Linked DNA regions of Homo sapiens: region 2 is linked to region 1. A link is an interaction called in ENCODE POLR2A ChIA-PET data of the cell type or tissue named here. Cell type or tissue: MCF 10A. All regions are shown on one strand. Links, peaks and the distances in the headings refer to the core of each region. The heading gives the core; the rest is flanking DNA. Region 1 holds the start of LINC01271 (long intergenic non-protein coding RNA 1271). Region 2 has its middle 30 kb from the start of PARD6B.

Evidence for each region. ChIA-PET counts read pairs that join two places held together with the same protein. Peaks named below come from ENCODE experiments on the same cell type or tissue, not always from the same donor. Only the 100,000 strongest peaks of a DNase experiment are listed, where the experiment ranks them.
Region 2: POLR2A ChIA-PET joins it to region 1 with 5 read pairs; 1 of 35 experiments calls an interaction of 5 or more read pairs at or near these places.

What each region holds. Positions count from the first base shown.
Region 1 is chr20:50,319,542-50,323,931 of GRCh38, forward strand. LINC01271 (long intergenic non-protein coding RNA 1271) reads right to left here and starts at 1,801. Exons shown (of 3, transcript NR_109950.1): 1 at 1,534-1,801. RefSeq lists enhancers at 1,383-1,967, 1,968-2,553, 2,554-3,138. In MCF 10A, for the core only: no CTCF peak of the experiment used is centred there; DNase peaks (open chromatin) are centred at 1,860 and 2,510.
Region 2 is chr20:50,759,558-50,763,947 of GRCh38, forward strand. No RefSeq gene overlaps it. Among named protein-coding and RNA genes, the nearest start is that of PARD6B, 30 kb to the left of the region's middle. In MCF 10A, for the core only: no CTCF peak of the experiment used is centred there; DNase peaks (open chromatin) are centred at 2,314, 3,144 and 3,484.

The sequences.
Region 1 (4,390 bases), core at 99-4,098:
GGCGTGGGCCACCATGCCTGGCCAGAAGGTCACATATTGTATGATTCCCTTTCCAGGAAATCTCCAAAATAGGTACATCCATTGAGACCAGTGAAGAATGGTGGTTGTTAGGGGAATGGGGAGCGGCTGCTTTATGGTCACAGGGTCTCCTTTTGGGGTGATGAAAATGTTTTGTGATTAGCTAGAGGTGATGGTTGCAGAACACAATGCAAAAATGCCACCGAAATGTTCACTTTAAAATGCTTAATATGATGCTATGTGAACTTCGTCTCAGTAAGTTATTTTTTTAAAAAACCAGTGGAGTAAACCAAAAAATCAATTTACTTAAGAAAAGGTATGAATGGCTTTAAAGATGGCTTTTAAGTGACGTGTGGGAGACAGTGGCTAAGGGGATGATTCTCACCCATCGTGAGCCTGGGACCATGGATGGGGCCAGAGGTAGCTGCAAGGTACAGGGACCCGGCGTGAAATTCCATCAGTTAACACTGTAGGTGAGGCTTTCCAGCTCCCTTTCGTCCTCCCTGTGATGCCAAGGGGAGGGAGAAACTCCACGTGGGGCTTGTGTGTCTTGAACACACATTGGCTTATACCTTGCTCAGGCCTGGAAGGCCCTCTGCTCACTGACGGAATCCTATGCATCCCTGGGAACCCAGCTCAAGCCTCACCTCTACGGGAAGCCCTTCCTGATTACACAGGTGGTCAGGCGGGGTCAGTCCTGCAGCCCTTCAGACCCGGTTGTGAATCCCAGTCTTGCCACTTACTAGTGGGAGGAGTCTCTTAACTTAGACATATTGTTTGACTAAGAGGGCCTCAGTTTCCTTATCTGGAAAATGGGGGCTTATGATAGCTCTTATCTCACTAGGTTGAGCTCCTACATAGAAAGTTTTAGGACAGAACCTGGGGAGATGTAGCTGCCCTTCATTCACACTTCAGTCTGACACTGATCACATCACAGTTGCATTCCTTTTCCTCCTGTCTCCTACACTGTGGGCAAGGGCTCAGCCTTTGTGATCTCTGTATCATGTTGCTGTACAGAACTCACACACAGTAGGCACCCAAGAAGGGCGGGTTGGCTGACGTGCAGAGGAACTCCCAGAATTCCACCTCTTCTCTCACCTCCACGGTCCCCACCCTGGTCCAGACCCTGCATGGCTTACCTGGACTATTGTGGTCTCCTCCTCCCTGGTTTCCTGGCTTCTGTCCTGAATCCTCCACCTCCAATCCATTCCCCACATGCAGCCAGAGAGATCCCGTGAGAATCTAAGTCAGATCTCGTCCCTTCTCTGCCTGGAAACTTCCCACAGCTCTCACCTTGCTTAGAGGAAAAGCCAAAGTCCTTCCCGTGGCTCATCCACTGTGGGACATGCCCCAGGTCCTCTCTGCTCTCTGTTCCTCCTCCCCAAGGCCTCATCCCTACGACAGTCTCCTTGTTGTTGCTCCGACACTCCAGGCTCCACCTCAGAACCTCGCATCTGCCGTTCTGGTTTCCTGGAGCACCCATTACCCCACACGGCCCGCTGCTCACTTCCTCACCTCCTCCAGGCCTCTGCTCAAATAGCACCTGCTAGGGAAGCTTCCCCCTGCTTCCCAGGTTTTGCTGGACTCCAAAGCTCTTTTCTTCCCAGAGGCAAAGCCCTTGGCTGGGGTCCTGGGCCCAGCCCGGTGACTCAGGCGGAGAAGATGCTCCCAGGCCTCCCGCTGGATTTGGGGCCCAGGGTCAGCCATGGGGGTAGGCGGTACCTAGGCTGTACCTGGCGCAGAGGCCTCTGCCTGCCCCTGCCGTGGGAGGCAGCCCTGCCCTGCACACACGGGCTTCCAGGCTGCGGGTGGGAAAGCCCCACATCCTCCTCTGCTTACCTGACTCCAGCTGACTCAGACCCCCAGCCCTGGCCAGAGGGGAGCCGCAGCTGCTCCGCCCCTTGATGGGAAGCAGAGCTGTGGCTGTGAGGGCCTGGCTGGGCCAGACACTGACTCACCTCTCTCTATCCCGCCCCTGCGCTGGGAGCCACGCCTCCCTCTGGCCAGAACCTCTTGGCCTTCTGCTGTGGGAGCTGCCCCAGGCGGAGTCTTCCCGAGGGGTGCCTTCTTCTGCCTCTGGGGGCCTTTCTGTTCCTTCAAGGCCCAGTTTGAGGGCCATCTCCTGCTAGGAAACATCAAATGCCCTCTGGCCAGAAGGGGAAAAGGATATGGGAGAGGTAAAATAATGATAATAATACCAGCAACAGTAATGAAAACAACTGTTATACAAGAATAATAGCAGCTAGCCATGCTCACTGTGTGCCAGGCACTGTGCTAAACACTTCACATTTTAACTCATTCAATCCTCACAATAGTCCTATGAGGTAGGAACTCTCATTTCCCAAGGCACAGAGTGGTCAGTATCCAGCCCAAGGCTACCAGCCAGCCAGTGGGAGGAAGGGATGTGAATCTAGGCAGCTGGACATTGAGTCGCATTCTCACCCCCAGCTCTGAGAACCGAGTGGAGGCCCCCGAGGCTGGAACGCAGGGAGCTGGGAGGGAGGGGAGCCAGGTCCTGGGCTCTGTTCCAGTGCCCGTCCCCACAGTGGGATTTTAAGTCTCCCCAGGCAGAGGCCAGCCCCCTCTCTCCAGGGGAAGAACCTCCCAGAGGGAGGGCCCTGCCGCAGCACAGGCTGGTGCTTGTTCCCTCCATTGGAGTGGAGCTCAGAGCAGAGGGTCTGGGCAGTCTACCAACATTGCCCAGCCCCAAGTGATGCCAGCCCCTGCTCTGGGCAGCCACCAAACAGGAATTCACACAGGTAGGGCAGGGACCATGGCGTGGGCACTTAACCCATTCACCCTGCCAGCCACACTGTGAAGTGGGGACAGTACAAACATCCGTTTTACAGAGGAGGAGACTAAGGCTCAGGGTGGCAGGACTTGCTCAAGGCCACAGAGGCAGAACATGGTAGGAGCGAATTCAAACCCAGGATTGTTCTGATGCCACACGGTCAGAGTCCCTTCTACTGGGTGGTGACACAGCATCTCAGTGAAGAACAGGGCAGGGTGGGAAGGAGACGCAGGAAAAAGCCTGGAGCCTCAGTTCACATCACCCTCTCCCTCTGGCCTTCCACTAACCTGAACTCACCAGTCCATCTTTTCATTCCTTTACCCATACCTCCACCTACCTACTCATCCACACATTCATCCGCCATCCAAACATCTCTCCATCTGTCCTTCCATTATTCCATCTATCCTTTCCATCCAACTCTCAGCCATCCCTCCACCCATCAAGACTTCCCTCCACCTGTCCTTCTATTCATCCACCCATCCATTCTTCTATTCCTCCTGCCTTCTATCTATTCAACCTTCCATTCATCCATCTGTCCATCAGTTCAAATATCATCTATCCACCTCTCCTTCCTTCCAACCTCCAATCCATCCATCCAACCGTCCGCCCACCCATTCATCCATCCACTCATCCACCCACACATCCATCCATCCATTCATCCGCCCACCCACCCACTCATCCTCACATCCATCTACACATCCATTCATCCATACAGCCCACAAATGTCTATTTGAATGACAGCTGTGATGCCCAAGCCTTGGGGTTGCCGTGCCTTGAGCCAGGAGAAACATGCCTAATTAGGTTTCTGTTTATTTGTTGTTCCAAGAAGGCTAATTGTGGGCTTTGTAAACAGCCCTTTGATGGCTGAGGAGTTACTTTAGGAGGACAGTTAAATAAACAATCACTGGGTAGAAAACAGTTAGTGCTGGTACACGGCGGGTCCGGAGTCATGGCCTGCCTTACAGAGGAGGGGTGAGACTGAGTTCCAGACAGTGCAGAGCTTTGAGTCAGAGTGATGGGAATGCTGGCAGTAACAGCTCATCTGTGTTGGGTGCCTACTGTGTGCCAGATGCTGTGCCAAGGGGCCCTCACAGCAACTCCAGGTGATGGCAACCATTATGGCACCAATTTATGGGTAGGGAGACTGAGGCTGGGGAAGAGGAAGCTGTGTGTCCAGGTTCGCATGTCTGAGAAGTAGCACAGCCATGACACTGATCTAGACCTGTCTCTGTGCAATAATAATGATAATAATAACAAATAATTACATGGTACTTACTATGTGCCCGGCACTGTTCTAAGAGCCTTCTTTACCTGTACCCTATGAGGTCAGAACTAAACATCATCCCTGTTTTACAGATGAGAAAACTGAGGTTGGAGACATGAAGCAACTTGCTGAGAATTTGTAAAAATTAATTATCTGGGCCTAAAGTCTTACTCTTGATCATGTTATTCAGTGGAATGCACTTTCTATGCATTTAACTCAGATCCAGCCATACATGATCTGCCAGACAGTTTTAAAAAAATAATTGTTCTTGTACTTTATATCTCTAAAAATACTACAAAATTATAACTTATGTGTTT
Region 2 (4,390 bases), core at 77-4,076, 440 kb after region 1:
GGAGGCAGAGTTTGCAGTGAGCCGAGATTGCAGCACTGCCCTACAGCCTGGGCAACAAGAGCAAAACTCCATCTCAAAAAAAAAAAAAAAAAAAAATCAGGGATCAGGGTTCTGTTACCACAAGAAAGAGGAAGAACTACAGGGGAGGGAACACAGTGGGTATCACTTGCAGCTTTTTTTCTTTTTTCTTCGCTCTGTTACCAGGCTGAAGTATAGTGGTGCAATCATAACTCACTGCAGCCTCAAACTCCTGGGCTCAAGCAATCCTCCCACCTCAGCCTCCTGAGTATCTGGGACTATGGATGCGTGCCGCCACACTCAGCTAATATTTTTCGGAGAGACAGGGTCTCACTATGTTGCCTGGGCTAGTCTCGAACTCCTGGCCTCAAGCAATGCTCCTGCTGCCTTGTAGATTTAGAGTATTTGGGAACACATTTTTTATAAAATGTCCTGCACAAAGTAAATTGGGGACAGAGAGCAGTGCTCTATCAAAGGAAAATGGTGGAAATTAAATACAGAGACCAGTGGCAGTGTTCTACCTTTAAAGGAAAAACTTAAAACTCCTGACAGCGACTATACTAGGACTTCTGTTTTCAAGTGTTATTGCTTATTTTGATTCTATTTTAAATACATCTGCTGAGATGGGCAGATCACTTGAGCCCAGGAGTTTGAGCAACATAGCAAGACCTCATCTCTACAAAAAATTTCTTAAATTAGCCAGGCATGGTGGTGCACACCTGTAGTCCCAGCTACTCAGGAGGCTGACTGAGACAGGAGGATTGCTTGAGCCTTGGAGTTTGAGGCTGCAGTGAGCTATGATCATGCCACTGCAATCCAGCCTGGGCCAGAGCAAGATTTGTCTCTAAAAAACAGAAAAGAAAAGAAAAGAAAAAAATATATATATATGAAATAAATCTGACATAAATTGAATATATAAAGAATATATAAATGCAATATAAACTTCAATCTGAAATGGCAGTTTCAAATCCTATTACTTTCAAAGTATAGAAATGATAGGACCATGGGTCTCAGAGAGGAGGTTGCAAATTCAAATGCCCAAAGGGCCAGAGTGGGGCAGGGCAGGTGGGGCTGGTAAACAGGAGATGCCCGCCCCCAGCAAGGCAGGGGCCACCACATTCGATGGTTGTCATTTGGGTATGTGTGGGCCCAGTGTTGTCAGCTCTTATAACTTTTTTTTTTTTTTTTTTGAGACTGAGTTTTGCTCTTGTTGCCCAGGCTGGAGTGCAATGGCACAATCTTGGCTCACCGCAACCTCTGCCTCCCAGCTTCAAGCGATTCTCCTGCCTCAGCCTCCCAAGTAGCTGGGATTACAGGCATCTGCAACCATGCCCGGCTAATTTTTTGTATTTTTAGTAGAGATGGAATTTCACCATGTTGGCCAGGCTGGTCTTGAACTCCTGACCTGAGGTGATCCACCTGCCTCAGCCTACCAAAGTGCTGGGATTACAGGCGTGAGCCACCACGCCCGGCCCTGCTTATCCAGATTTTCATAAGAAATGTCCTTTTTTTTTTTTTTTTTTTTTTTTGAGACGGAGTCTCGTTCTTCTGCCCTGGCTGGAGTGCAGTGGCAAGATCTTGGGCTCACTGCAACCTCTGCCTCCTGGGTTCAAGCACTTCTCCTGCCTCAGCCTCCCGAGTAGCTGGGACTACAGGCACGTGCCACCACGCCCAGCTAATTTTTGTATTTTTAGTAGAGACGGGCTTTCACCATGTTGGCCAGGATGGTCTCAATCTCTTGATCTCGTGATCCGTCCACCTCGGCCTCCCAAAGTGCTGGGATTACAGGCATGAGCCACCGCTCCTGGCCGAGAATCCCCCTTCCTAAATTGGTAAAATCTGATTCATCAGAATTGCAATTTTGATCAAAGCCAGTAACTCCTCACACAAATCCTTCTATGTGTGCAGAAAGTGAGCGTCTGAAAACTCCAGGCGGAGTTTTTGCGCTAGGTTATCTACCAGAAGAAAGGACAAGAAAGGCTAGAATTTGACTAATGGTTCCACCCCCCAGATTGTATCAGCACAGCATTCCTCTTTCACTCAGTCTCTTAGCAATGCTTGCAACTACAAGGAAACAGCATTCATACCATTGTTTCTAAGACCTGAAGCAGGTTACATTCAAACCCAGCACTGTTCTTATAGAACATAAGAGTTTTGTTCCCAGGCTGCTTCTCTGCCAGCATGTGATACCCTTCAATAAATGGTAGGTAAGTTGCATATCAGGTTTTCTCCTGCATTCCCAGAGGGCTTCAGCTGCTGTCTCAGGTATGAACCCAAAATGACTCAGGCAAAAATGTGTATGCTTAGTGACTCAGAAACTAAATCATTAACTTGGTAAGTACATGCACGGGTAAGGAGGAATTCAAGGAGAGACTTAGAACATAGGCCTTCCAGTAATGCCACTGATGATGACTGCCTGAGTACAGCAACGCTGAACGGTGTCACTTCTCAGGTGGACCAGTGACGAACCCTAGAATCACCAAGAATCTCAAATCAGTCATTCTCAGGAGCAACAATCCACATAGGGTAATTTACAAAGAATGCTGATTTCAATTGTTTGAATCCTTACCTGGTGAAACAAGAAAATGTGGAAAAAGCTCCTTGACTTTAAAAATACACACCCACACACTTTTTTTTTTTTAAAGGGACAAGGGCTTGCCGTCTCCCACACAGGCTCGTGGGCGGTGGTGCGATCATGGCTCACTGCAACCTCGAACTCAAGGATTCTGGCAATCCTCCCACCTCAGCTTCCCAAGTAGCTGGGACTACAGGCATGAGCCATCACACCCGGCTAATTTTCTTTTTTTCTTTTCTTCCCCTCACCCCAATTTTTTTTTTTTTTTTTTTGAGATAAGGTCCTGCTCTGTCGCCCAGGCTGGAGTGCAGTGGTGTGATTATGGCTCACTGCAGCCTCAAACTCCTGAGTCCAAGTGACCTCACACCTTAGCCTCCTGAGTAGCTGGGACTACAGGTATGTGTCACCACGCCTGGCTAATTTTTGTATTTTTTGTAAAGGTGAGGTTTCACTATGTTGCCCAGTCTGGTCTCAAACTCCTGGGCTCAAGCAATCTGCCTGGCTCAGCCTCCCAAAAGTGCTGGGATTACAGGCGTGAGTCACTGTGCCTGGCCTCCACATGACTTTCTACTAGTTGATTTTAAACTGGGCATATGCATTTACACACACACACACACACACACACACACACCTGATCTGCCTAGATGTGAAATTAAACTTCTAGAGCACACGCATATACACAACGCCAGACAATATGGGAACAGTGATTACAAACAAATCCCACTAGAAAATGACAAACTGTAATAATTTTTCAGTCCCCTTTTGAAGGCAAGAGGTTTATAAACCTCTGCAATTCAATTGCAACACATCAGGGTTCTTCTGGTGAGCTGGCCTCAGTGTCCTTCCTCCACCCCCAGGGTGCCTTGGCTCATGTTCACAGGGCCCATGCCCAGTAGGGCTGGCATGTGTTTCCAACAGCCGAGCAGACAGGGCCAGCAGAGAGGGAGAAAATAAACGGTAAAGGGAGACGCGCCAGGAGAGCAGGCAGAATGGCCGGGAAGCTGGCCAAACGGGAGAGGCTGAATGGGCGACATCAGCCCTTGACCAGGCCTCAGCTATCCCAGCTGTCCTTCACCACTCACTGTGTGGATACCAGGAGGATACAAGCCCCCTTTGCCTGGGCGTCACCAAGAATCCATAAACCACGCAGTTTATTTTTATTTTTATTTAATTTTATTTTTTTAGATAGTCTCACTCTGTCGCCCAGGCTGGAGTGCACTGGCGTGACCTTGGCTCATTGCAGCGTCCACCTCCTGGGCTCAAGTGATTCTCGCGCCTCAGTCTCCCAAGTAGCTGGGATTACAGGCACCTGCCACCACACCCGGCTAATTTTTGTATTTTTAGTAGAGATGGGGTTTCACCATGTTGGCCAGGCTGGTCTCAAACTCCTGTGCTCAAGCAATCCACTCACCTCAGCCTCCCAAAGTGCTGGAATTAGAGGCGTGAGCCACTGTGCCTGGCCTATTTTTATTTTTTGAAATAGTCTTGCTTTGTCACCCAGGCTGGGTGCAGCACAAATAACACGGCTCATTGCAGCCTCGACCTCCTGCGCTCAAGCGATCTTTCCTCCTCAGCCTACTGAGTAGCCGTGTGCCACAGGCATGTGCCACCCTGCCTGGCTAATTTTTTTTTTTTTTTTTGGAGATGGAGTCTTACTCTGTTGCCCAGGCTGGAATGCAGTGGCACTATCTCAGATCACTGCAACCTCCGCCTCTTAGGTTCAAGCAATTCTCTGTCTCAGCCTCCCGAGTAACTGGGATTACAGGCGCATGCCACCACGCCTGACTAATTTTTGTA